7 separate regions of the Mus musculus genome follow, and all the other regions are linked to region 1. Evidence: chromatin loops called from intact Hi-C (ENCODE). Cell type or tissue: heart. All regions are shown on one strand.

What was found. Peaks named below come from ENCODE experiments on the same cell type or tissue, not always from the same donor. Only the 100,000 strongest peaks of a DNase experiment are listed, where the experiment ranks them.
Region 2: it touches region 1 in a loop (6-fold over the local background); 12 of 42 quality-filtered maps call a loop at or near these places.
Region 3: a loop joins it to region 1, with 4 times the contacts of the local background. A loop is called at or near these places in 12 of 42 quality-filtered maps.
Region 4: it touches region 1 in a loop (3-fold over the local background); 12 of 42 quality-filtered maps call a loop at or near these places.
Region 5: it touches region 1 in a loop (6-fold over the local background); 12 of 42 quality-filtered maps call a loop at or near these places.
Region 6: a loop joins it to region 1, with 9 times the contacts of the local background. A loop is called at or near these places in 40 of 42 quality-filtered maps.
Region 7: a loop joins it to region 1, with 4 times the contacts of the local background. A loop is called at or near these places in 24 of 42 quality-filtered maps.

What each region holds. Positions count from the first base shown.
Region 1 is chr12:33,025,461-33,029,460 of GRCm38, reverse strand. All of the region lies in intron 2 of Gm40874 (a long non-coding RNA gene), which reads right to left. Among named protein-coding and RNA genes, the nearest start is that of Gm40874, 31 kb to the right of the region's middle. In heart, CTCF peaks have their summits at 929 and 2,172 (motif pointing left); a DNase peak (open chromatin) is centred at 2,160; H3K27ac peaks cover 530 bases; H3K27me3 peaks cover 591 bases.
Region 2 is chr12:33,377,854-33,381,853 of GRCm38, reverse strand. The region is part of intron 2 of Atxn7l1os2 (ataxin 7-like 1, opposite strand 2); the gene reads left to right. Among named protein-coding and RNA genes, the nearest start is that of Atxn7l1os2, 15 kb to the left of the region's middle. In heart, a CTCF peak has its summit at 1,567 (motif pointing right); a DNase peak (open chromatin) is centred at 1,703; H3K4me3 peaks cover 761 bases; H3K27me3 peaks cover 868 bases.
Region 3 is chr12:33,145,373-33,149,372 of GRCm38, reverse strand. It overlaps Atxn7l1 (ataxin 7-like 1), which reads right to left and starts at 2,402. Exons shown (of 11, transcript NM_001374022.1): 1 at 1,458-2,402; 2 at 872-940. The coding sequence starts at 1,638. F730043M19Rik (RIKEN cDNA F730043M19 gene) reads left to right here and starts at 1,787. Exons shown (of 6, transcript NR_015602.3): 1 at 1,787-2,241. In heart, no CTCF peak of the experiment used is centred here; a DNase peak (open chromatin) is centred at 1,652; H3K4me3 peaks cover 2,307 bases; H3K27ac peaks cover 1,361 bases; H3K27me3 peaks cover 1,307 bases.
Region 4 is chr12:33,280,408-33,284,407 of GRCm38, reverse strand. The region is part of intron 3 of Atxn7l1 (ataxin 7-like 1); the gene reads right to left. Among named protein-coding and RNA genes, the nearest start is that of Gm38649, 24 kb to the right of the region's middle. In heart, no CTCF peak of the experiment used is centred here; no DNase peak of the experiment used is centred here.
Region 5 is chr12:33,427,624-33,431,623 of GRCm38, reverse strand. It overlaps Twistnb (twist basic helix-loop-helix transcription factor 1 neighbor), which reads right to left and starts at 2,000. Exons shown (of 4, transcript NM_172253.2): 1 at 1,716-2,000. The coding sequence starts at 1,969. In heart, a CTCF peak has its summit at 2,128 (motif pointing right); a DNase peak (open chromatin) is centred at 2,033; H3K4me3 peaks cover 1,697 bases; H3K27ac peaks cover 898 bases.
Region 6 is chr12:33,267,979-33,271,978 of GRCm38, reverse strand. All of the region lies in intron 3 of Atxn7l1 (ataxin 7-like 1), which reads right to left. Among named protein-coding and RNA genes, the nearest start is that of Gm38649, 12 kb to the right of the region's middle. In heart, a CTCF peak has its summit at 2,019 (motif pointing right); no DNase peak of the experiment used is centred here.
Region 7 is chr12:33,332,010-33,336,009 of GRCm38, reverse strand. The region is part of intron 4 of Atxn7l1 (ataxin 7-like 1); the gene reads right to left. Among named protein-coding and RNA genes, the nearest start is that of Atxn7l1os2, 61 kb to the left of the region's middle. In heart, no CTCF peak of the experiment used is centred here; a DNase peak (open chromatin) is centred at 1,919; H3K27ac peaks cover 228 bases; H3K27me3 peaks cover 357 bases.

The DNA of each region.
Region 1 (4,000 bases):
GCCAGGCTTGGTTTGGAGTACCTTTCAGACCAGCAGACAACCCCAGCCATAACAGTCCGAGGGCGGGTCTGGACAAGCCTCTGGGTTGCCATGGGCTAATAAGTGAGGCCTCTCACATCTCGACACCTCATTGCTGACCTCACAGGTTTCCCTGAGTGGGTTCTGAGTTTCAGCTTCTTAGAACAGATGAGTGAAGATTGGAGACTTCGTTCAGGAGCCACAGAGCCAGGAAACCAGCTGAGCTATGTGTCCTCTGCCTGTATGGGCAAGGCTCAACTGTGAAGGCCTTTGATTTGTGTTCTGAAGATGACCAGGTCCTAAATGGATATTTTGAGTCTCCCACAGCCCGGCCCAACCCAGGCCTTTACTTTGGATGGTGTAAAAAAAGGAAAAGTGTCTGCAAGGGGTGGGACCAGCTCTCCTGTTCTCCCCGCCTTCTAGCTGGCTCTTCGGAATCCGAGCCAGTTCCACTGCGCTGCCCAGGAGAGGTGCAGCATGCTCTCCCAGAATGCCAGAGCAGGCGAGGGGCGGGGCCCTCTCTGGGCAGTCCTTGGACATCAACAGCAGATGGCCGCAGGCCTCAGCCCAGACCAGGGACATCTGCATGGTTTGGGGTGTTAACATGTGCCACAAACATCAACTCAGACGTGGCGCTCAGCGGCAGCACCGGTCTGCACATCACCATGGCCTCAGATGGGAGCGCTGGCCTCTGGTATCAGCCCATTCTGCACATCCTCGAGTGTTTCCAGTTCCGCTTGTCTTCAGAGTGCACAAGTCATTCGGCTTCTCTTTAGCTCCACCACACACTTACTTATACATCATAATGGCGCCCAAGATGAGAGGACCACACGGCATACGTGCAGCTCAGCAAGGGCAGGCTCTTCTTTCCTCAGGTGCCTCCCAAGGCGGAGAACCAGGAGACTCGTTTCTTCCCTAGGCTGAAGGGAAGCAGTTACTTGCGTCTGCCAGTAGAGGTGCTTGCTCCTCTTTTGCCTCTTTGCTTCACCTGTCTGACCCAGATGTGCTTTCGAGAAGTCCTTCCAGGCTGGTCACTCACTCCTTTTGCACAGGTCGTTCAGGGGCCTGTGGTCTCAACACTTGCAGAGAGCAGCCTCAGGCATCCAAGGTCAGGATCTGGCTCATTGCCACCTCCCCCAAACAGCAGCAGCAATGTGGTTATTGGAAACCAGGAAATGCCGCCCAAACCTGGAAGGGAAGACAGCAGCCAGCTACCCACAAGTGGCCTTTTCCAAGAAGGTTCCAGGACAGTTATCATGGCCCTTTGCCAAGCAAACTATGGCTATTGACCAAGGCAGCCCCCAGTTTGTCTTTTCACAAATTAATCAGTACTGTCACAGTAAGGAGGTTATAGTACGCCGCAGAGTGGGAATCTCTAAGGACATTCCTAGAGTCCATCTTTTTAACAATATCTTTCCACAGATGCAGGCGAATGAAGGTCCAAAATTCTGTCTGGCTGTGCAGGTCACTGTGTTTATATGAGTGTCCCCATGGTAATTTAAAGCCCTTTCCACCTATGTCTGCCATATGCTGATATACCTGGGAGCTTTCGATTGATCTGCTTAGTGTGTGCACCTGAAGACACTACCTACAGAGAACTGAAGCTCAGAAGGACCAAGCAATGGTTCTTCGCCTGGCTGGGAGTCACCACATTACAGGATCACAGCGTTAGGTAGGTTGAGAACCACTGAGCTAGAGAGCTGCTGGTACTGTGGCGAAGGATCTCAGGGGGCAGGGTTGAGGTTGAGTCAGAAGGAAAAAGAAGGCTCTGCTCTGGATATCCTAACCGTCCTAAGGGTTAAAGAAGGCCTCTGGGATGGGGACTTGATAGGGAATAGGTCACTGATAGGAGGTAGAAATGAAAGGGGAAGGAAGGTGGGAAAGGAGAAGAGAGACCCGAGGGAGGGGCTTTGGCTGCTGGCTCTCCTGCTGGGAAGCCCCCTGCCTGGAGTGGAGCTTCCAGGAGCAAGGACAACCTCTGTTCTCTCAAGCAGGACCGACAAAGGGCAGCTGAATCACAGGGTTTCTCAAGAAATCAAAATTCCTAGCACACCCCTGGGGCCTCGGGGAGAAAAACTGACAACGTGTTGATTGAAAACAGACCTAGCCATGCCCTTCTTAATAGAAGGCCTGGATCTCACAGGTTCACAGCGACACCTAGTGGTCTCCTTAGGCAGCTGCCTCCTCCTCAGAAATAGTGATGCTGGAGGGAGGGAGAAAGATGTCCTGCCAGGGCCAAGATTCTGCACACGTTCACAGTGTAGTGAGACATATCACACTCCGGAGGTGGGGGATTGGCTTCCATACCGTCCTCTCCGGCGCTTCCCAGGAGCTGTGTGTGCCTGGCACGCCTGAGATGTTCTGAAGTGATCATCATTTCCTCTGGCCTGATTCTTCTCATTTATTAAATATAACTATCTACGTGTTGGTGGTGACACTCATGTTTTCCACCAGGAGATGCTTTATCGTCGGATTATGTGTTCAGAAGTTAGAATGACCATGCTCCTGTCTTAGTTCGGAGTCCTCTGCTTAAAGGGGAAAGCTGCACATCTTTCAAAGTAATAGCACATAAACGAGTCTGTCCCCTACCTCTTCTCCCTCACTTCATGTATGCTCTGGCTAATCTGAGGGCTTCACAGGGGCAGAACATGTTCAGTGTTAGCTCAGTGTCTGGAATATTGCCGTTACTACAAAAAAAAGTCAATGAGGGACTTTGGCATCTTAATAAAGCAGTTCACAGATATAAGCAGAAAGCCAAGGTGACCAGCTGGAGCATCCTAGACTCCTGCAAAACTTTTCAAACCAGGAGACCCTTGCTAGGTTCTCACTCATGGCTGGGAGATGTTTTGTTGGTATCAGCTCAGAGCTGCATGTGTACATGGCCAAGACAAGCTGATCAGCTATTTGTAGGGGTTCCAAGGCGATTAGAAGCACAGCCATGCTCTGATGACCCCTCACTGGAGACCCGCTGGATACCTTCTTTATGAGGACACCGTGAGCTTCCAGTCACCCAGACTCACTGAGAAGAAATATCTTCAAGCCATGTTTTAATTCAAGTTTTATTGGCCAATAGTGTTAACTAGCCTCCCTTTGTTACAACAGACATAGGTTCATGGCTAATTGGGAGGGCCCATGTGGAAACAAAGAGCCTTGGCTCAATCTCTCAGTCTCTCCAGAGCCAGGAAGAGATAAGCAGCCTGACCGTTTAGGGATAGTATAGTGGGCATGGTCTTATGGCTGGCAGCTCAGCATTTTAATAGCTTTCCCAAACCTGGGGAATATGACACTGCTTTGGAAATGGCTCACCCAAAGATCCTGGTAAGGGCATGTCCCTGCTCCAAGGAGGTACAGTGGGGGAGGGGGGAGGGCAGTGGAACCACTAGGAAGTGGGATCTGGTGGGAGGCGTTTAGGTTGTTGGGGATTGTCCTTGAGGGGAGTTTTGGACAGCTTCTTTCCATCCTCCACACTCCTCCCACCACTGGGGGTAAAAACTTTTCTCTGCTATGTGCTCTCTGCCCTTGCCATCTTGCACCCCCACCAGAAGCCCAAAGAAATAGATCTTCCCAGTCTTGGACTGAACCTCCTAGGACTATAAGCCAAAGGAAGCATTTTATCTGTATAAGGTAACTGCTTCAGGTGTTTTCTTATAGTAACAGGAAACTGACAAACAGCCGTGTTCTAGAGGGTACCTCACTAAGGCAGGTACCAGAGCTCTGTTATAGTCTTCTGGGCTAGGCCTCAGGCATATGATCTAGGCTGTGCCCATCAGTGAGGCATCATGAGTCTGGACGAGCAGGAAGCCAGGGACTACTTCAAGATGGGATTGTCTTGGTGATGGGGGTAGGCAGAGGGACAGAGATGCTCAAAGCAGCACGTAACAAAGGCCTGGGGCCAGACACGTGGGAAGCTGAGTGCTTCATTGACTCAGAGCACAAGTTGCTTTGTGACCCTGAGCCATGTGGAGAGTCTGTGAGCCGTTAA
Region 2 (4,000 bases), 350 kb before region 1:
AGAAAAACCTGAGTACACCAACCAGGTAATGGATCAAATTTTAAGACACCTGTAGGAAGAGAGCGGCTTAGGGAGGACCGCGTAGGGAGGATCACGTAGGTAGAGATGATTTCTCTAGGAAGTGCAGTGTGGAGAACACTGAGCTGAAGGGGAAATATGTGAGGTTGTCAGCAGCCAGCTGCCAGCTCATAGTTCCTCCCTTAACCTGTGTGCCTCAGTTTCCTTTTTTGCTCAGCAGGACCATTCTGAGTCAACCCTTAGCTGAGCTTGTAAGATGAGGTAGCCATACTCACCACCAAGTCTGATGGCCTGAATTTGATCCCCAGAATTCACATGTTAGGAAAAAACTAACTCCCCCAAGTTATCGTCTGACCTGTAAATAAACAAACAAAAACAAACAAATGGGAGGTGTGTGCTTCTAGAGTGTTTGCCTAGCATGCGCAAAGTCCTGGAGTCAATCCCCAGTGCTGCACAAATCTGGTTATAATAGTGCACACCTGGTTGTGGCAGTGCACATCTGGTTGTGATAGTGCACACCTGGTTGTGGCAGTGCACATCTGGTTGTGGCAGTACACACCTGGTTGTGACAGTGCACATCTGGTTGTGGCAGTGCACACCTGGTTGTGGCAGTGCGCATCTGGTTGTGACAGTGCACACCTGGTTGTGGCAGTGCACATCTGGTTGTGGCAGTGCACACCTGGTTGTGGCAGTGCACATCTGGTTGTGGCAGTGCACATCTGGTTGTGACAGTGCACACCTGGTTGTGGCAGTGCACATCTGGTTGTGGCAGTGCACAAGGGAGAAGTCACAATGCTAGTACAGTCACGAGTGGCCCCTCTCAGAGATCTGGTGGGCTGGGCCTGTGGCAAAATGATGAGAGATTTTGTCTTAGTTTGCCTGAGAGAGCTTTGGCTCTGGGTGGCTTATTGTGCACCTGGTTACTCAACCCCTACACAAGGCTATCTTCTCACATCAGGGTCTTTTGCAAATGTGCTCCCAAACACTGCTGTCAATCCAGTTTCTTCAGCAACAATGTCATTCTTCTCTTTTCTCACACTTCTCTCCGGCTCCCACACACATCCCACTTGCCTACCTGAAAATGCGGACAGCATCAGACAGGAATTCCCTCCCTCTCTCCATCCCAAGCTTTCTTCCCTGTCACTGCCAAGGAATTATCCCTTTTCTGGCAAAGGCCAGTAGCCACTCTTGCTTTACATGGTTCTCCATCTTGCGCCCTCATTCTTTATGTCTCAACAAAAACATTTAATTACTAACCAAAGAGATGCTACCAATTTAACCAACACTTTGAGATGCTTGTGTGTAAAATATTTGTGATAAAGATAATTGAACACAGTAATAAAAAACAAAACCCAGGAGAGGCTGCCCCATTAATATTTGTTGTTTGCTCATTAAACTGAGTTGACTCTTTTTTGTTGTTGCTGATTCCTGTCCAGGAGACAATGGAGCTTTGTTTGATCACGTGTGTGGGTGTTTTAACCCGCACATGTCTGTACGCGTGCATGCAGTGCCCAGGGAGGCCAGTAGAGGGCATCCTATCCCCGGGTCTGTAATTACAGTTGTTAAGCTGCCCTGTGGATGTTGGAAACTGAACTCCTGTCCTCTGAAGAGCCGTCAGCGCTCTTACCTGCTGAGTCATCTCCCCAGCCCCTGGATGTTTTGATTCTACTTTCCCAAGTGACACTGCTCAGGACACATTACACCACTGCCTTGCCAGCTCTGAATTTTCTCGCTACTAAGCTTTCCTTCCTAGGCCAGTACTGATGAGCCACAGCGCTCTCTAGTGTTGAAGTCGGTCTCCGTTTTTCTGTCATTAGCTATGGCCAAACTTCTCTTCCAGAGCGCCAGAAAACAAAACACCATACTGTTTTCAAAATGCTCGACCTTTATGGCGATCGCGTTCACATGGCCATTGTGCTTTTTTCTAAGAACCATTCCACCACAGACTTTTATCTAAGCCTTGCCTGTCCACCCGGCACCAACCCCTCTCCAGCTGCTCCGCAGTGGCCACGGTGGGAGGACAGGGCTGCCACACCGGAGCCATTTTTCTCTTGCTTCTTCAACCTCACTGTCACCCATTGACTGTGGGTGAGCTTAAGATCCTACGTGCTCCTCCTTCGCTGGAAAACAAAACAAATACTCTCCCATTTCCAATCCCAAACTCCCTTGGTGCCTTCTAACCTAGGATATTTGTGTTTGTATAAGATTCCTTGCTTGGTTCTCATGACTGCTCTATAGCATCCGAGGCCAGAGCTGTCCCCTTTATAGTTAAAAAAGAGACAGTGTGAGAGGGGCGTGTGAAGATAGAGACATTCTGTGGTGTGTCTCTAAGCCAAGCACTGCCAGCAGCCACCAGTCATAGCGGAAGAGGATTCTCTTTGGATCCTTTATGTCCACTAGAGAGTTCTGATCTTCAGAACTGCAGGATAACAGAGTTGAGTGTATAGCTTGGTGGCAGAGCACGTGTGTGGCATTAACACAGCGCTGGGTTTAGGGTCAGTGAGATGGCTCAGTGGGAAAAGGTGTCTGCAGCCACCTTTTTGTGACCTGAGTTCATTTCCCAGGATGCAGGTGGCAGGAGGTGAGAACCAACTACTGCAAGCTGCCCTCCGACCTCCAAATCTTTACTGTGGCATGCCCCTCTTGAATAACTAGTAACTGTAAAAAGACAGTTTACTCCCTAGCACTGTGAACAAAGTAGCCATGTGCGCAGAAACAAAATAAAATCTGGGGGAAAAAAAACCCAAGAGTAGATACCCTTTAGCCATCCAGACTATGGTAGCCCCAGAAGGGTCACATGACCTACACCTTACAGAACCCTGCTGCGCTTGCAACCGGCATTTCTCTTTGACTGTGCAGCAGTACGTGATTCCATTAAAACATCTCAATTCAAGGGTGGTGCGTACACCTTTAATCTCAGCACTCGGAAGGCAGAGGCAGGTGGATCTCTGTGAGTTTGAGGCCAGTCTGGTTTACAGAGTGAGTTCTAAAACTGTCAGGGCTATTTAGTGATGTCCTGCCTCAAAAAACAAAACAACATTGACAAAACCATGCCAGATTCTGGCAGGAAGGTATCCCATTTCTCTTAGATTTACATTCTCTGTGTTTCATCTTCAAGGACTTGCCAGGTTGCAGCTTCTACTCAGTTCCCAGTGTCTACTTGTCTCTCCTTACAGTCTTTCAAGTAATTTGAGTAATCCTAAGCATACACTGATCTTCCAGATCTTCAATTTAGAGGCCGATAGCCTCTTGTGAGGATTTGATGCTCTCTGTCTCTCTGTCTCTGTCTCTGTCTCTGTCTCTGTCTCTCTCTCTCTCTCTCTCTCTCTCTGTGTGTGTGTGTGTGTGTGTGTGTGTGTGTGTGTTGAGGCTAGTAGCTGACATTGGATGTCTTTCCCAGTTGCTTCTCCACGTTATTTTTCGAGACAGATTGTCTTGCTCAACCAGCAACCAGGAGCTCGCTGATTGGCTAGGATAGCTGGCAGGCAAGCCCCAGAGATGTCCCTCGACTCTGTCTCCCCAACATTGGGATTCCAGTCATGCTCAGCTGAGCATGGCTGTTTATGCAGGGGCTGGAGATCAGATGCAGGTCTTTATACTTGTGAGGCAATCACTTTACAGACTGAACCATCTTCCGACCCTCTCCGTGCTCTCTTGATGCTTTGACCTTACTCAACAAGCTTCATATAAGCAAATACACACATACAAAACAGAGCTTTAGAAAGAGTTTATTTGTATTACTTTTCACTGTATATATGCCCAGTCCACTTTTGTTTGGTTGGTTTGGTTGGTGACATCTTTTGGTTGGTGAGCCTCTTCTTTGGACCTATGGACAATCTATTATTTTTCAGTGAGGCAACTCACTGGGGGTGGGAGGTGCTTTTGGGTTAATCTGAGCATGAGCTCTGTCAGAACTGTGCCCTTCTTCAGAATTTTGCTCATGTGCACACATTCAATAGACACAGAATCTTCATCAAGCCTC
Region 3 (4,000 bases), 120 kb before region 1:
CCAATTTCGGCCAGTTCTCCATACAAGACTCCAGATAGTGCATCACAATTCAAACGAACCCATCCTTTCTTTAAGCACAAAGTAGGTCCTCCAGTGTGGCTCCATTTGAAGCCAGAGGCCAGAGTGACCAATGGCAGGCTTGCAAACAAGGATCACTGATTTACAACAACCAAAGGTGTATGGTGTGCCCAGGCCTGACATAATGGCTTCACTCACATGCCAGATCTGGGGTCATTGTCTGTTCAATGTGTCCCCTTTCAGGTATCATATTTTCATGCTGGGAAGCACAGATTTGTGGGGGGAGGGGTCAGAGTGCAGGCCAAAGATCTGCACATATTGATAACCCCTAACCCTGGTCACTGCCTACAGTCTGTGACCGTGACCAGCAACAAGTAACAAAATGCTACTTGCAGCCAAGGCTTGCCATGTGCAACGGTTTTCAGTGAGAGTGGAGAAGCTGCCGGAATGACCGACCATGTGGGGTTCATTAAAACTTGTGAATTTACATACAAGGGAGGCTGGAATGCTTGTGAAGGGAGCCCCATGCCTCCTCACTCAGGGATTTCAAACCCCACCACCACCATTGGCCAATGGTGCTCCAAGGAGAATGGCAGAGACCAATGTGGACTCCAGCGGAGTGCAGTAAACTTCTGCCTTCCACAGCCTCCCCCACACTGAAAGACCCCCCCCCCAAGTTGTATTTATACTTCGAAGAAGGAAGTTAACAGTGAAGCAGTAGTCACCTGGGCGTGCTCAATTTCTGACAAGCCTTAGTCACTCTGTACCCAACAGAACAATTCACATTATATTCCAAAGCCTGTGAAGACTCTGCCACACAAGCTAACACTAACATGCCAAGAGCTCCACTTACCTTCTTTATTAAGCCTCATAACCTCCCTGCTTTTGCCACCCTCTTTTCCAGCCTCTTCTAAATCTACATCTGCAGATGAAAAAGAAAAGGAAAAAAGAAAATGAGGAAAAAAGGGGGGATGCCAAAGTCAAGGGGGGAGGGAGAGTGTTTATTGACAAACAGATCGATCTAAATACTGTATCTGAAAATCTTGCAAAATTTGACAATGCAACATTTTCTCCCGAGTCTGGCTTTCCATCTACCTGGCCCAGATAGGTACCCCCAAAAAAGGAAAGGAAAAAAAAAACTATGCAAGCAGCAACAGAGTCGCCTTTTAAACAGACACCACCGTGGGGCTGCGAAAGCCCACCCCGCAGGCTGCCTGCCCCGGAGAGCCAGGCACAGACAGACAGACAGCTTTGCTGGCAGCCGGGCCTCTCTGTGCTCTGATGGTCTGTGTCTGTGTGTATTTATTTAGAGAGAGAGAGAGAAGCATGGAGGACGCCGGGGGCCACTCTCTCTCACACACACACTTTTTCCCAGTGGCTCTAGGTGAATGGAAAGGTTACAGGATAATAAAAGGAGGTACAGGCGGTGGGGTTCTTACTGTCGGAGCAGTGTAATTTGGCGGCGTCGATCCAGGAGGACCAGGGTTTGCCCAGAAACGCCTCCGGACTGGGCACTTTGCGGTGCAGTGTCGCCATTGCTGTTCCTTCTTGTTGCTTTTTCCCTGTTCCTTCGGCAGCAGCAGCCGAGAGACACGGGATTCGAGAACGCTCCGACGTCATCTTCGGAACGTTCCGACATTGAGTGTTCTGAGAGGGGGAGGAGGGCGGCGGAGGAGGCGGGAGGCGGGGCGCGCTCGGCCCTGCCCGGCCCTGCTGTGCTGCGTGCAGCCGCTGGGGGCGCCAGAGAGGCGCCGTGTGCGCGGGGCTCGGGAGAGCGCGGAGTCCGGCAGGCTGAGAGCAGAGCCTGAGTGCGCCGCCGGTTCAGCCGGGCAGGGTCGCCTCGCGCCAGGATGCTGCGCCCCGCCGCCCTGTCCAGCCAGCAACCCTGGCGCGACCCCGGGAAGAAGCACAGGTTCTTTCGTCCAGTCGCCGCTGGAGGACCGAAAGTTTTGCTCGCTGCAAGTCTCTTCCTCCCAGAGTCCCAGTCACCCACCATGCGACGTCCCAGAAGGATCCCGGAGGCTTAGTGGGAACGAAATCGGCTGTTTTGCACCCCTCCATCCTTATCCCTCAGGGTAGAGCAGGGACTCTAGAGAGTACACCTCCCAGCTACCATCCACTTCACCCTGTCTCCTCTCTCGGTGAGCCTTGGAATCCGGTCTCTTCGCAGATGCCTTCAGGAGTCAGAAGCAAAGGGGAAATGGACATAACTCCGAGAAACCGGTGAGTGGGGGCAAGGGGAGTGATCATCCCATCCTTGGTTTCATAGCAGGCAAAATTCCAAAATCATTTTGTCTCTGGCGTTCCCGGGGATCTGTGCGATGGTTGTGTGTCCCAGCTGGTAGAGCCACTGCGGAGACTTTGCTCCGCGCACACCAGAGACTGAGCGAGCTCAAGGCTCTTGGGTGATGCTAAGCCCCTCCCTCAGACCCAGCACTTGCACAGAGCAAGCAGGTTGGCCAGAGGACTTCGCATCACCGGAGAACCTGACTGCCAGGTGTGTAGACGCGTGGCGCTTTGAGATGTCTCTTCTGACCCTAGGGGCTGGTAAATGAGACCTTAACCTTCTGTTACCTCTTTAGAATTGTTTGCTTACTAGGAATTCCCTAAACTGTAAAGACACCCTTACCCCCGTAATCAATAACTTTTCTATTTGTGAAGCATCCTTCCATTCTTACCACTGCTGTCCCCGGGAGCCCTTCTGCTCCACACTGAAGCGTTGCTTAATTCTGGGCTGTATTCTGGTGGGGCTGGAATGTCCTGGCACTCAGCACCATGAACCTCAAAACCTGCATTAGGATGGGGGCGGGGAAGGAACCTCTGGAGGCTTGTTTTCAGCTGTGATGTGTGTGCGCGAGTGGGCCTGCCTCTATGGGACATGGATAATTCTCAGGTTTGGATGAATTGCTACCTAACTAAGGTGCCAGTGGGTAAGGAATTACCTTACTTTAAATACTTGTGGTTTGGGAAATATTTCTCAGACCTTGACATCTTAGATGAGCCAGGCGCTGTACCTGACATTACTTCACCCATGCATCTTTTTAAATAACATTGTTTCTCATGGACCGGTTGCCCAGGGTCAGAGAGAGAGGGAGATCCATCCTGGTCTTCACAGAGCTGCAGCTGGAGAACGATCATGCTTAGCTCTTCAGGGAAGCTAGGCATGTGTACAGTGACCCCAGACCAGTGTGGCAAGGGTATGGACTTTCACGGCAGGGCCAGTTCCTTGGCGGAAGTTGAAATGAGCTAAGAGTGTTCAGAAAAAATGTGTCACCAAGAAAACGGAATCTGCTCTGCATATTAGAAATTGGGAAGATCTTATAGTAAGCTGAGGTCTGGTCTTGCCTAGAAAAGGGGACCATGCAGAACCTTGGGTGAATGTAAGCATATGTGGGTCGATGGTGTGGCTTAGCTGTGTAACGTCTTGTGTCCTACTAGGACCATCATTGGGAGCTAGCTGGAGGCAGCTAGGAAAAAACCAACATGTTCCATTCAAACATGTCCCCAAAATTGCTTAATAGACTTCGACTTAAATGAATCCATCTATCCCATCTGCCACTCTTGCTAAATTTCTCTGAGCATCTCAATTTGTGAGGACTTTGCTACCTACACCATTCGTTTTTCTCTAAGATTTCTCAGCACCTGGAAGGCAAGTGTACCACCCACCTTGCTGGTTGGACCATGTTGTTTATTTTTCCTACCTCACTTCTGGTGATAGATTAGAAACAGGACTAACATCAGAAATCCTCCTCGCCACCTAGGAATACCAGTTGGAGGGATTTCAGCTCTTTGTTAATGGATAGCACTAGAGCCCAGCCATGAATGAGCCGGGCATGATGAACAGACTCTTTTTGATAAGTAGAACTGAAGGAACCCAGGACATTTGCATTCTGGCAGGGCAGGGCAACCTCCATGGGAATGTGTCCTCTGCTTTCCAGTCCCCTTGCTCCTGGCAGAGTCAACAGACTCCTGTCTCCTAGGA
Region 4 (4,000 bases), 250 kb before region 1:
CTTTGAGATAAGGATTTACTCTGTATCTCAGGCTGGTCTAAAATTTTCTGTCACCCAGCCTGACCTCCAATTGTACTCCCAAGTGCTGGGACTACAGGTGTGAGCTGCCAAGTCTGCTTTATATATACTTCATTTCTCTCTCCCTGTGAAGTTGGGCAATGGAACCCAGGGCCTTGCCTTTGGTCACCAGGTGCTCTAACACTGAGCTACAGCCTAGCCCAGGAACAGCCAATAAGAACAGTGCAAATGTGACCTAGATATATATTTTACTATGTAGAACAATGTCTTGGGAGGCACAGCAGTGTGGTAAACTAGAACAGGCATGTCCTAAAAATCCTGGTTACAGCAGTGGTCACACCATTGTAACCCCTGGGCATGGGGCAGTGCCATTCACTCCAGTGTAAGCCCTGCAACTCTGCAGTGAAGCTCATGAGCGACTTGACCTCTTGGAACCTCATCTTCCTCACCTGGGAATGGGAGTACAGTATCTACCTTCCAGAGCCCACAGGAGCCAACCCTGTGACGTGTATGTGGCACCCAGGAAACACTCTGGAAGAAGTAGCCTCGGCCATTCTCAGAGCATCCCCACTTTTTGGAATTCCATTTCCTTTCCTGTCATGCCTTACCATAGTATGATCCTGAATTCCTTTGTCTGCCAAACCAAGAAATGAGCTTTCAAATAGAGGGAGGAGGTTCTGTGCTTGGCTGAGTGGAATGATAAGCTATATAAGCAACACCTGAAGATGTTCTGCAGACCCACTCAAGAGTCCACGCCCCCCCCCAGACAATCAAGAGCTCTACCAACAAACTGGGTGTGTGTTGGGGGCAGGGGGTAAGTGGGACACACTCATGAACCAAAGAGATTTACGTGTAAGGAACAGCTTGGTCTTCATCCGTTACCCAACAGCAGTTGGTAAAACTGTGGTTCTTGATATGCTTTTAAAAACGTTCCCTCATTGCACACCCAGGAGGTGGAGAAGGAAGAATAGTGGCAACAAATTGGCTATGAACACAGATCACACTTGTGACATATTAGTCCTTCTTGAGCCAAGTGCATCTTCCACCTCCAGCCCCATTGAAGCTGGGCTACTGCTTGCAGTGGTGGGACCATCCTGACCAGACACAGGCAGGGGAAGGGAAAACACAAGTCTAATGTGACCAATGGCCTGGATTCACTTTTCAGCGTGCACACATACACACACACACACACAGAGACGTAGACATACACATAGATAGACACACACACACAGACAAATGCACACAGATAGACACAGAGAGACACAGACACATAGATAGACATAAAGGCACACACAAACACACAGAAAGACAGATACACACAGACATACACACACACATACATACACACACATAGAGACAGACACACAGACATACATACACAGAGAGAAACAAGTACACATACATACCCAGAGACAGATACGCACAGAGAGACACACACATAGACAGACACATATACACACACAGAGAGACAGATACACAGATACAGAGAGACAGACAGACACATACACAACACACATACACACACAGATATACACAAACTCAGACAGACATAGAGAGACACACACACACATAGACACACACACACAGACACAGAGAGAGATATATATAGACAGACAGACAGACACATGCACACACACACACACACACACACACACACACACACACACATAACCTCCCCCTAAACTGAATAATAAGGGTAAAAGAATGAAAGGGACATAGGAAGAGGTAAGACTCTGGGTTCTTAGGTTCTTAGAATACACCTGAATCATCTGAAGCTAACCTTATTCTCAGATGGCACCATGAAGTCTGCTTTTCCATCGGGGGAAGGGGTGCGGGAAGAAGTGAAAGGATTTTTTTTAAGATAAAAAAATGTAATGCGAGCTTTCATTATATAAATAAAAATCCCACTGGGGCAAGCCAGTAGTTACCCTTCATCTCTGTGAGGAGAAATTTCAATAAAAGGATGTAGGTGGCGGAACGGAGGCCTGTACAGATGTCGCTTTCTCATTATTATTTTCGGCGTTTGGAGACTCCCCAAAAGACAGACTGTCTCCAATAGAGCCTGGCTGTTTTCTGATCCTTTTAGATGCTGGCTTAGAAAAATAAAACAATCAAACCAGCATATGACCGGTCCTGAAATACCTTAACTCTGGCACCGACTTAAATTATAAAAACATCAAGTGTAGAACAGAGATTTAGAAATTTCAGATGTGGTGAGAAAGAAAACAAAACTCACCCAGTCCCCACACTATTGTGTGTGTGTGTCTCTGTGTGTGTGTGTCTGTCTATGTGTGTATGTGTCTGTCTCTCTCTGTGTATCTATGTGTGTGAGTCTATGTATCTCTGTGTCTGTGTATGTGTCTATGTGTGTATGTGTCTGTCTGTCTGTCTGTCTCTCTCTTTCTGTCTCTGTGTATCTGTGTGTGTGTGTCTGTCTATGTGTGTATGTCTCTCTCTCTTTCTCTCTGTCTCTGTGTATCTCTCTCTCTCTCTCTCTCTCTCTCTCTCTCTCTGTGTGTGTGTGTGTGTGTGTGTGTGTGTGTGTGTGTATGTGTGAGTCTGCCTGCCTATGTATCTCTGTGTCTGTCTGTCTGTCTATATACATTGCTGGTCCTGGAACTCTATTTTACTTGTTAGTGCTCGCCTAACGTGCACAGAGTCCTGGGTTGATCAGTCTTGGTTAGCCTTAACTGTCAACTTGGCACAGCCTGGTCATCTGAGAAGGGAAGATTAAGCCAGACATGGTGGCATAGGCCTTTAATCCCAGAACTAGGGAGGCAAAGGCAGGTGGATCTCTGAATTAGAGGTCAGCCAGTCTAGATAGCGAGTTCCAGACTAGCCAGAGGTATATAGTGAGACCTTATCAGAGTGTGTGTGTGTGTGTGTGTGTGTGTGGTGGTGGTGGTGGTGGTGGGGGCAATGAAGAGGGAAGAAAGAGAGGAAGAGAGGGAAGGAGAAAAAGGAGAACAATGCCTACATCAGATTAATATATATGTGTAGATATCTTGATTATTAACATATGTAATTGGAGCTAGGTCACTCTAGACTGCACCATTCTTGGGTAAGTGGTCCTAGGCTATACAAAAAAATTAGTTAAGCATGGGACACCTACCAAGAGTATCCACCATGGTTCCTCTTTAACCCAACACCATATAAATTGTGTGGTTACAAACTTGGAATCTCAGGCAAAAGGGATCAGATGTTTGCTCTTGGCTACATGAGGCCAAGTCTCAACAAGTTTTTTAAAATATGCACATAATCTTAAAAATGTGATTCAGGGCTGGAGCAATGGCTCAGCACTGGGTGTTCTTGCAGAAAACCAGGGTTCAATTCCCAGTATGCACACAGCAGCTCAAGACCCTGTGCAACTCCAGTTCCAGGGGAATCTGGTGCCCCCTTCTGGCCTTGTCAGGTACTACACATTTGGTGTGTCGCAACACATGCCGTCAAAAAAACAAATGTGCATACACATAACTAACATAAAAATAAGTGTGATTGTATGGAGTAATCACCTTCTACCTCTATCACATTACATCATGGACATTTTTGTGTTATGTTTATGTTTTTAAAATATTATTTTAGACATTTCTTGGTATAAGTGAGCACGGAGATTGTTTGCAAGCTTTGCTACGAGGGATAAATCTATAGCACACTTAAAAACAAAACAGTCTAATTTTTATTGCAGTCTGGCTTTAAACTCTAGTGCACCTGCTGCCTCAGCCTTTCGAGTACTGAGATTACAGACAGGGCCACCAGAGCCGGCTTCTAGACACAATCTCATACATACGTTTCTGTTTATTATTTATTCATTTGGTTTTTATTTTTAATTTTTGAGATAGAGTTTCTTTGTGTAGCCTTGGCTGTCCTGGAGCTCACTTTGTAGACCATGCTGGCCCCAAACTCATAGATATCTGCCTGCCTCTGCCTGCCAAGTGCTGGGACTAATAGCATGTACCACCACCCAGAATCTGTTTATATTTTA
Region 5 (4,000 bases), 400 kb before region 1:
ATATCCTAACACTAAGTATCTTTTTCTCTTTATTTAAAATATATATACATGTATCTCAATACATAAACCACATGAGGTCCACATGGTAACTTCACCTAGGATATGTAGAATATGTAGCATTAAGTCTTTGGGGACCAGTAAGATAGAATACATTTGACATTTTTAAATAACCCAAGGGGGCCAAATGGAAAAGAATATGCTTTGTTTTGTTTTCTTTCCACACACACACAAATGACCTCTTAAAAGTTCAACTTATAAAAAAAAAACAAAAAACAAAAAAAGTTCAACTTATAAGATACAATGTGATTTCAGAAAACTACTTACTTTCTCTAAGAAAACAGTCCAAAGTTGTAATGGGATACTTTTTGTAAAATAAAGTCCTGCCACGGAGAAAGAAAGGCAACACACTGTCTGTCTAGTAGGAAATGCTTCCGAGAAGACTTAGCATTAACACTGCAGTCTCAATTCTATTTTTTATTATTATTATTATTTAAACAAAAAGAAGACAGACCTACTGATGCTTCCTTCAGTATTGCCCACAAGCCTAAAAACATAAACTATACAGGATAAATGGTACAAATAATACAGGACAATTAATATGACAATACAATTCCCAATATTTTCAATGTTTTATTGACTTTTTATTACTCTTAACTAATACTCAAGTAATACTGAAACCTAATTTGCATTGGAAAAAATAGGCTTCTTTTAGCATACCTTTAGCACAGTAACAAGGAGAGGTGTCCAGCTCAATTAAACAGTGTATTCTATTCTACATGGCTGCATTATCCAATTCTGTTACAGAAATGATCCGATTCTCGTCTGTAGTGTGGCTCCTATTATGCATCTTTAAATAACTTTTCCCCAATGAATGAAAAGCTGGTTAGACTACTTAACATAACTATGTTTCCATGCTTAGTGACCACCTTGGATGGTTAATGGGGCTGACTGCCAAAGTCCTCGAGAGTGGTAACTGCTTTGGATAATTTGCCCCAAAACAATCCCTGCAATTTCTGAAGTGTCATTGAATTACTAAAGACATCGATGTCATCTCAGGTATCTCTGAACCTTGCCCCCATTCCCGCCAAATTAGTTGTGAAGTGTTATGGCATATCATTTCCCATTGAAATTCTGAGATTTTCTTTTTCAAGGTATTCTTACTAGTGCTTAATATAAATGCACTGGTGTGTGTGTGTGTGTGTGTGTGTGTGTGTGTGTGTGTGTGAACTTTCTATTCCTACAAAAAATTAGGCTCGTCGTTCATCCCCAATTAGCGCCCCCCGGGGGGACGGGGAACAATGAAATTACAAACAAACCTGCCTATGTTTTGCAATGAACCGGCTTCCACATTAGGAGAATAATACTGACAGCAAATTTTCATTATTAGGTGAGAACACACCCGGAAGTGATTAAACGAAACGTTTAATACCCAAAGCTCAGCCTGGTGGGTTTCTAGACACCGGGCACCTCTAGTCTCCACACGGGGAGTGCTTTTAGCACTGCAGCAGCCGCCACTCACACCACACCAGCCAGTTTCATCCCCAGGAACCGGGCCACTGCATCCAGGCCAGCGGCGCCGAAGGCGACGGTAGACGCCGGGGCTAAGGTTCACGAAGCTCGTGCGACTTTACTTCCGCGGCGCCGTGGGGTTACGGAGCTGAGGGCCCGTTGGCCAGCAGAGACGGGGCTCCCGGGAGGACGCGGCGACATCTTACCTCTCGGAGTAGCGCAGGAGCTCGGCGTCCAGCTGCTCGCGGATGCCCGTGCGCTTCCTGCTCAGGTAGCGGGGCGACAGGGCGATGTGCCTGCGGTGCGGGGCAGCCACCAAGCACGAATAGCGGCTGCCCACCAGCGCGCACGCCGCCGCGTAGCTCGGCAACTCCAGGCAAGGCAGGACCCCGGCCTGACCCGCCACGGGCCTCTCGGAGGCCGCCTGGGACCGCTGAGACTCCACAGATCCCGCAGCCATGAGGCTTGGCTGGGTGCTTCGGGGCGCGCACGGATGACGCAAGCATTCCTCCCGCCTCACCTCTGAGTGTTGATGATGGCTGACATCATCAAAAGGCGACCGACCGCGGCCTGGGGATTTTTAATCTTCTAAAGCTGCATTATAGAGGTTTGACCAGCAGAGGGCTGCTGCTCTTTCCCGAGTCCAGATAAACCTCTGAGGCCGTGTACCTATAGAGCATGTGTGATATCCAGAGGCGGTTCTCTGATATCTATAGGCAGATGTTCATCACTTCAAAGTATGCTCAGTTATGGAGCGAAGCTTGAATTTATTGAATTTATTGATCTGGGCACCTAAGTATAAAAAGGCAGAGGCCCAAAATAGCTTGTTTTGTTTTGTTTTGTTTTTTAAGCTCCCAGTTTCTTTCAATACTGGGTCAAGGCCTAGTGAATTAATGGTTTGAGCTTTTGTTTTGTTTTGTTTTGTTTTGTTTTAATTCTTTTGGTTTTCTGTTTTTGTTTTGTTTTTAGACAGTATCTCTCCATGTAGCCTTGGGTGACTTGAAACTCGCTATGTAGACCAAGCTGGTTTGGTTCTAACATTTAGATATTTGCCTGCCTCTGCCACAAGAGAGCTGGGATAAAAAGCACGAGCCACTACTCCCAACTGAGTATTGTCTTTATTGGATTCAGCATGGCTATTGATAGGAGTGCCCGGTTCCAGCTGCAATGAGGCCTGATACATTGTTATGCGCCTGAGCTGTTCAATAAGGAATCAGAAACATTCGTGGAGATTTTCACTGCTGAACCCAATCATACACCGCAGCAGGCCACAAATTGCAAAGGCAACATCTGAACTGCTAACACCATACCTCTCCAATCTAGGGTCCCTCTGCCTTCTGCTATATCACAGTGAGAGTGTTGTGACATGTTTTTCAAATGGCTAAGCCCAGCTACCAGCTTTGACCTTCTTTTGTATACCCAGACATCAACCATATCAGCACAAGGGTTTGTATTGCCCAAGGGATAAAAAAGAAACCTTCATTTGGACCGTGATGTCCTAACAACCCAAACTGTTCCTCTAGCTCTTACAACCCTCCACCTTCTTCAACTATGATCTCTAAGCCTTGGGTGCAGGAACTGTGCACATCTTGGGCTGCAAAATGTTGGTTTAAAAAGCCCAGCTTCATAAAAAACTACCTACCTTGGCTACCTGATGAAGGGAAGCAAGAGGAGCCCACCGCAGAATAGCATTGTTACCATCCTTCAGATTCCAATGCCAAAGACTAAGACAGCTGTATATTGCTGGCTCTGAATATCAGAGTTTATGGAAATAGCAAGGCCTGTCTATAGACTAGCACAAAGCAGATACTAAGCCCCTAATCTGGACTAATACTAAACAAAAGGCATTTGAGGCCTTAAAAACAGCTCTGACTTCCACACCAACCCTAGAATTTCCAGACAAGAGGGTTTTAACCCAAACTTTGGAGCCATGAAAATACCCTGTGATGACTGGACCCTGTAGCCACAGGATGGCCCACCTGTCTAAGAGTTGTGGTGGCTCCCTCTAGTTTAATTTTTTTAAGTTAGCTTTGGGTCAATATTTTATACTCAGAGCACACAGTTGAGACCTTCCAATGAGGAACACCAGAATGCTGGCTGTCTAATGACTGTGTGACCTGGCCCACATAATGACTGTGTGACCTGGCCCATCCCCGAGTTCAGTTTGAGAAACCCACTGCTATCGATCCTGCTGCCTTCTTGTCTGATGAAACCAGGTACACAGGAGCTGCAGTAGTTACTTTAACAGAAAAAATTTTGGACCCCAGCCAAGTACCTCAACCCAGAGAGCAGAAATGATTGATCTGACCCTAGCTATCAAATGGGGAAAGGGAAAGTCCACCAACATATACAGGGACTGTCAGTCAGTATTCATTTACTATCATTTATTTTTATTCACATTGTGATCTATAAAGAAAGAGGGCTTCTCACAGCTGGGGAAAGAGACATTTAAAACTCTCAGTGCCCCTAGAAACTCCCTACAAATTGCTGT
Region 6 (4,000 bases), 240 kb before region 1:
GGCCGGCTCGTAAGCACTGCACAGAGTTGATGAAGCCGGCTCCCAGGAGTTACGGTTCCGATACTGCAGCCCGTGCATATTAGAACTGAACAATTAAGAAAACAGATAGCACGGGGTGGCGGCCAGGTTTCTTACTATTTCAGTAGAAATTTATGGATAGGCAATGGCAAAGTCTAATAAAATAAAATAAAATAAAATAATGTCCTTACCGGGATGGGTTTGAGTCAGAGACACTGAAATGAATCCCTATTGAACTAATACAGACACAGGTGGAGACATTCAGACACATTTATAGGTATGTAATGTTTATGTTTATCTATAAATGTAGATACATAGGTTAAGATACACAGACTTATTTCTCTGCTCTGTCAGCCAAGTGGGAGACTCAGAGACAGAGAGTATGTCTCATCCCTAGATCTTGGCTCCTTGGATTACTCTTCAGTGAAAGGAACTTGGACTCTTTGGAGAAATAACTGATTCTTAGACAGGGACAGGACATATACAAGATGAACCTGAAGCATCCTGCAATGCTGGAAAAAGCAGAAAAAAATTATACAATTCTAACGACAAAAAAAAAAAAATGATCAAGGCTCCCAATCATAGGAATACAGCCCCAACTGGACTGCCTAAGCAACAAAGTGACTCTCCCCTGTCCCCACCCTTTCCACCCTTCATTCTCTGGTGGGATACCCCTTGGTCTAAATTAAAGATTAATTTCTTAAAACTACATTTATCGATTGTGTGTCAATCAATTCACAATTGACTGTGTGTCAGAGGCCAGGGGATGGCTGCGCAGTTGGAGCTCCCCTGCAACTTTGTGGTTTCTGTGGATCATCAAGCTTGGCAGCAACGGCCTTTAGCCATTTTGCTGGCCCTAAATTAAAGAATTGTAAGTCCTCATTGACATAAGTAAATGTCTGAGCAAAGAGACAGTTGGAGGAGAAAATGTAACTTCTCATTGTAGAGAAGTCCCAAAAGACCACATTGGGCATTCTACACACAGGACAGGGACTGTCAATCCCACTTATTAGTGGCTTGTGCTCTGTGGTTCCCTCCAGAGAATGAAGGATGGAAAGGGTGGGGACAGGAGAGAGTCACTCTTTGGAGAAACTGACAAAGGGCACCTCAGAAACTTCTTCAGCCGGGTGGAGAGAAGCCGTGTTAACAGGAGCCCTTCTGAGCATCAGCTGTCGTTGATAAGGTGTGAGGACATTTTACATCTGTGGTCCTTACGCCAAGAAGCTTAACCCTAGCTTAATCATGAAGAAAACATAGGCACAACTTTAACAGAGAGTATCCTGTGACATACTGGGCTAATACTCTCCAAAATGTCAAGGTGACAAATAGTAAGGAAATGGAGGAACAGGCATGGCGTGGGGGAGCCACGGCAGAGGAGAACCAGGACAGGAAGGGACGTTGGGTACCACTGAGGTATGCTGAGCAAACTACCTTTCTCGTTAATATTAAGGGAGCAACACTGTTTCGACCATGGTAGTACATGTCCTTCACTGATGTAGCATAAGATGCACACACAGGAAACAGTTTTCTTCTAGAATCGGCCTGCCAAGAGTAACATCTGTCTTTAAAAGAATACCCTTAAAACATTATTTTTTTATTTCTTCTGAAAACTAAAAAGAAAAAAAGGAAGGAAGGAAGGAAGGAAGGAAGGAAGGAAGGAAAGAAGGAAGACAGGCAGGCAAAATCTAAGTACAGATTTCAGACAGCTTATAGACACATCTTCTGTTTTTACTTTGGCAGTGACTTTTGAGCAGTTCACAGCTGCCCTCAAATGTGTGAACCAACATTGAACAAAATAGCGCCTATGTTGGGTGGGGACAGGGTCACTGTCAGACTTGTATATAACCGCTAAACTTGTTGTAGCTGATTTTAATGGTGGTGGTAGTAGTTGTGGGGAGAGTCCTTCATTTTATTGTTTGGAATTAAAAACTATTTTGGTTTTACGTGTATGAGTGCTTGTCTGTATGTATAGGCATACTGTGTATGCAATACTGACAGAAGTCAGAAGAGGGCGCCAATCCCTTGGAATTGACATTACAATGGTTGTGAGCTGCTGCCACGTAGACCCAAGTTGGCTGCTCTTAAGCACTGGGCCATTTCCATGGCCCCTGCTCAGAATCTTTGAATCCCCTTTAGCTGTCTGCCTCAATGAATTTTTGGTTGCTCCTCACTCCTACTAAGCATGCTCCTCCTGCCTAGGTGCCTCTTCACCTGCCGCTGCTTCTGCTTGGAATGCTGTTGTGGGTGTGACTCAGTCCACAGCGTCTGAGTTCCTCTCTGTATCATAGAGACCTTAGTGGCTAAAATAGCAACCCCCCACCTCATCACTACCCATCTTCATTTTTCACTCCCACCGTGCTCCCCTCCCCCAGTAATAATATAGTTGCTTACTGTCTGAGGTCCTTAAATAGAGGGTGATTTCCATGAAAGTAAGCACTTCCCTTTTGCTCTTTGTGGCCTCACCAGTACTTGGAATAGAATCTAGAGCATGGCAGGCAAGAGCGGGCATGCAATACCAGTGGAAGGACCATAGAAACGAGTGGAGTTTAAAAACCTCTGGAGTGTGTGTGGAGTGTGTGTGTGTGTGTGTGTGTGTGTGTGTGCGCCATTGGCAAGCATCTTGAGATCAAAGGACTCGCATGGGAATCAGTCCTTACCTCCCCCCTTGTTTTCAGATGTAACATCTTTGTTGTTCATCGCTCTGACTTGTAGGCTAGCTTGGCTGCCGTCAGAATGCTAGGAGAACAGATGGGAGCTAGCCAGCTGTACCCAGGTTCCAGGGAACTAAACTCAAGTCTTCACACTTGTGTGACAAATACTTTACCTACTGATGCATTTCCCTAGCTGGGTGATTTTTTTTTTTAAATCAAATGAAGACTAATTGTGTGCTGTTAGGTATTGATAAATCGTCACACTGTACATGTTCAGAGCTGGTGCACATCTCAGCTACTTAGGAGACTAGAGCAGGAAGACTGGAGCCAGGCTGTGTGGCACAGTGAGACCTTCTCTCTCTCTCTTTTTTTAAATTACTTATTTATTTTTATGTATAGGAAGGGTACATTATAGCTGTCTTCAGACACACTAGAAGAGGGCATCGTATCCCAATACAGAAGGTTGTGAGCTACTACGTGGTTGCTGGGAATTGAACTCCTGACCTCTGGAAGAGCAGTCAGTGATCTTAACTTCTGAGCCATCTCTCCAGGCCCCGAGACCTTGTCTCTTTTAGTTACCTTTCTACAAAATCCTTGTGTGACTTGGTGTTAAAGTTTAAGTCTATGAAGTGGATTGTTCATTAAACGAATATTTATCGGTGGACACGAGGGTACAAAAGCAATCAAGGCCACTTTCTCGCCTATAGGCGCTCCATCCATCCACCCATACACCCACTGCCCCTCACTAATGCTTTTGAGTCCCGTTAAATGCTCAGTACTGCATGTTTAAGATTGTATTTGGAACATTACTTTGTCTCTCTGTCCTGATTGATAATCCTCTCAAGTTCGGGGAATTTAAAAATTTAGTTGCATATATGCCAATGACTAACTTTCTGACTCTGAAAGAAAAAACACTGAATTCTGAGTATTTGTTTCTTTTCTGGTAAGCCGGGGTTTAAGATCTCATTCCAGCCTCACCCCACAGGGATACTGGGAATGTCCAAGGAGGTGGAGACATCCAAGCACAAATGTGCTCTCTCTACTGTGAAGTCCCAAACACATGGAAGAGATTCTGTGCCAGAAGATGTAAAACATGACACCCAAATCCACACAAACAAAACCAAACTCAGACCGCTTCTCGGAGCTGAGGCAGCTGTTGTCATGGTGAGAAAAATCTGCCATCATTCAAAGATGCCACAGTTGGACAGCAATCAGGACAGGCAGTCCAGTGCTTGTTAAGGCAATCCTCTGCAGAGAGAGGAGACCATGAGCAATCTCCAACTAACATTTGAGTCAAGTGGCTACCAGGTCTTCACCCTTGCTTGGACTCC
Region 7 (4,000 bases), 310 kb before region 1:
CTGGCAGCAGAGTGGTTGGCGGTACACAGAACGTGTGGGAAAGCGCGTCAAAGGCCCACCGTTGGCCAAGAAGGGGACAACATCGTCACTAGTAATCTTCACCATGGGCTGCAAAGCTTAGCCTCTTAACTCCATTGCAAAGTCATAAAGGAGGGCACATATGAGATTTCCTCCCTGAGACAAGTTAGGGGTGTGGTGTGTGGGTGAACACGGGAGCTTGGATAAGCTGACTTTGATGAATTGTAGAAAGGGGTCAGAGGCAGGGGCTGGGGAGAGAGCCCAGTTGATAAAGTGCTTGCTGTGTAAGTCTGAGGGCCTACATTTGACATCTAGCAGGCACAGTGTAAGGGTGGGTGTGGTGGAACATGCCTGTGATCCTACTGCAGGACAACTTGGAACAGGATCAGTGGGACTCACTAGCCAATCAGCATAGCCTGCTTGGTGAGTCTCAGGCCAATAAGAGACCTTGTCTCAAGACAAAAACGAAGCATGTGGATGCTACCTGATAACCCCTGACTTTGGCTTCCACAAGTACACGCACTCACGTGAACACACACACACACACACAACATTCTCCAGACACACAAAATGATCAGAAGCAAATAACATAAAAGGTTCTGGCAAATTCACTGACTGTGGAGGTGTCCCACCCCTGAATCCTGTCTTTCCTGTGGCTGGATACTTTCTGGTGAGGGCATAAAGCATGCAGCTCCCTAGCCTTAGGGTCTCAGCGAGCTCCTACAGACTTCTGTCCTTGTGAGGGGTAACAAGATGAGGGCTTGGCTAGTGAGCAAGCCTGGGTTTTAGTTCTTCCCTCCTTCCTCGGTGGGACAGACCTGACTATCATATCTCAGCCCCACAGGCCTGCCTAAGTTTCCTTATCAGTGAAAGGAAGACATGACATTTGGAACAATTGGATGAGGTAATGGGCCCAGAGGGTCTCTTAGGTGCGAAGCACAGCCTCAAGGTTGAAGTGAAACAGAAGAGAGAGAACCACGCCATTCACTCTCTCATGGGCCCTCCTGAGGTGTAAGCCGTGGTTCACTGTCAGAAACCCTTTGTCCCTTCTGTCCTTATCGGTTGCAGTGGACAGAGTGGGAGGCAACAGACAGGTGGGAGCAGGTGGCTTCCAAACTCACCCAGAGAAGACCAATCCTGGGACTACAGTGGAGAGACAAAAATGGAAGAAGGGAACAAGCCATTCCATACTCAGAGACCCCCTGTCCAGGGCTCCGCATCCTGCATCTCAGTCCTTAGGCACTGCCAAGGTTGGGTGAGTCACTACAGCTTAGATGTGGATGGGGCTTTCTGCCAGAGGAGTAAGCAGGAAGCCCAGCCTACTAACATCAGACAATTCCTGCACTTCGGCAGCATGGGGACTCTGAGGGTCCAGGGCACCTTGTCTTCTGGGGGAGGCTATCTGTACACCTCTAGGCTGTTCAGTGGGATGAAGGAGGCCCTGTTCTCCACAGTTTTCTCTTATTCTGGACTTCTAAGGGTGTGGAGCTTAGAAAGGGCTCCCCAGCCCCACCAGGAGACCAAGGGGTGCTAAGTATTCCTGGAGAGCCCTAGTACCCTAGGACTGTGGGAGAATCAGCAAGCTAAAGAGTGGTCTGAATGCAGTAGGGCATCAGATGCTGCACACGCTGCCCTTGGGAACAGCTGTGGGCTGCGGTCTCAAGGTCTCAAGGACAGCTTCAGACCTTATCAAATGCTCAGTGCATTGCCCCCGTAACTAAGAACGAGACGGCTGGTCATCAAGATTCACATCATTTCAGAGACAGCATGAAGGCCACTGAAGGCGGGGCTAGGGACTTGGGGTTAAGTGGAGTCCGGAAGAGTGAGTTAGTCCCTGGCAATGGCTTAGAGCTGGCTAGTCTCAGGAGCAGCAAGTGGGAACACTTCCCTTTCTGGCCACCAGAGGTCACTGGCTCCCACTGCTGGAGCTGTAAGATGTCCTTTCAGAGAGCCTGTTACCTGGGTACCAGGGCCAGAGCATGAAAGTCTCCTCGAGCCCTAGTGCCAATTCGGACCCAGGAGAGAAATGGGGATTCCTTAAAGAACGTCTTCCATGTCCCTGTCAGGGAGTGTTGAGAGGAGACACCCGAAATGGCCCTGGCATCCCATGCCCAGGCTCTCCCTTTAAGGAGAACCCTAAACACAGCAAGGAAATGGCCAGGGACTCTGTGACCAGCTGCTCCCATTTACTTCAGAGAAGAACAAACACATTTAGAACAAACATTCCCATTCATTCCTTTTCATTCATATGCTTCTGTCTCTGTAGGCAAACAATCGAAAGCCACTGACGAGTTCTGTGCAGCACAGTGAGCGTGTGTGTGTGTGTGTGTGTGTGTGTGTGTGTGTGTGTGTGTCTGTGACTGTGTGTCTGTGTCTGTGTGTATGATGTGTATGAAAGTGTGTGTACATGTTTGTGTGTGTATGCAAGTGTATATGAGTGTGTGTGTGTGTCTGTGTGTATGCATGTGCATGTGTATGCAAGTGTGTGTGCATGTTGGCATGTGTATGTAAGTGTATATGAATGCATGTGCATGCATGTGTGTGTGCATGTTGGTGTGTGTATGTAAGTGTATATGAGTGCATGTGTGTGTGTCTGTGTATGCATGTGCATGTGTGTGAGTGTGTATGCAAGTGTGTGTGCATGTTTGAGTGTGTACACGAGTGTATATGAGTGTGTGTGTGTGTGTGTGTGTGTGTGTGTGTGTGTGTGTGTGTAGGGAGAGCATGTACTGGGAAGGCAAAGATTTCACAGCCTGCATGGACACCCCAATATGACTCCCTATGGCTTCTGGGAACCAACCCCTGATTCATGCCAGCACCAGGCTAGAAGAGCTAAGCCCCAGGTCTCTCCCACAGGCATCTGGCTGGGTCCTCTCCATAAAACACCGGGAAGACATCCAGGGCACATGAACTCCCACATGTCCCCTCTCTCCCAGAAGACTCACCTCCCATTTCCAAGCATTTTGGGAGGGGCCGTCTGGAAAGAGGGAGCCCCTCCCCCACCGTGCGGTAGGGTGTGCACAGGGAGGCCAGGAGCCTGCTGCTTTTTCTTCTGCTTTGGCTCATTTTCCTTCTGGAACAGCAGGCTCATCTCCTGCATTTTTAATAGTGGAGCACATTTAGCATTCAACACACACGTGCAGGTTGATAAGGCCCAAGGAGAAGGCAACAAGCCATCCATGGGAGGAAAACCTCTTCCCATCTCTCCCCTGCCTCTTGCCCACATCAGCCAACATCAACTATCTATTCACCAGGGCTGGCTGTGGTGGGAAGGGACAGCAGGTGACAAAGTTATCCTGGCTGGCAGTCACTCTGCCAGAGCCTGGTCCCTGGCAGAGCGGAGGTTCATAATAAAGGACAAAATGGTCAATGTGGCTCAAAAGACCAAACAACCATTGTTTCCTCTCTCTTTCTTGAGATGGGGTCATCCCCACTCCGCCTCAGCATTCTGAGCGCTGGGATCATGGGTTCATGTGCTGGGACTGTGGGCACATTCCCAGTTATCTTCTGCTCAGGGACTAAATCATTTGCCCATCTCCCTGTGTCATTGTGGCCTACAGGAACATCAGCCAGGGGCTCTGTCGCTTCTGCCTTCCTCAGGGGTGATCTCCAACAGGCAGGTAAACTAGAGGAGAGTGCTCAGAGAGCTGCAGGGGAAGGATTAAGGCAGTTCAAAGAAGACAGATTTAATGGCTTGGGGACTCTGTCTTCCTCTTTCTCCCCCCTTTCCTCTTCCTCTTTCTTTCTTGTAATGCTGGTGACCAAAGCCTCCTGCAATGTTGGACGAACACTTTATTGCTGAGTTCCTCCCCTAACCTATCGCAGGGACAGAGTCTTGCTAAATTGTCCAGTCTGGCTTTGAACTCACTCTGGAGCCCTGGCAGACCCTGAACTTTTAATCCTCCTGACACGGACTTCCAAGTAGCTGAGCTTACAGGCCTGTACTACCAGACCTGGCTCCTCCTGCCCATGTCTTTCCCTC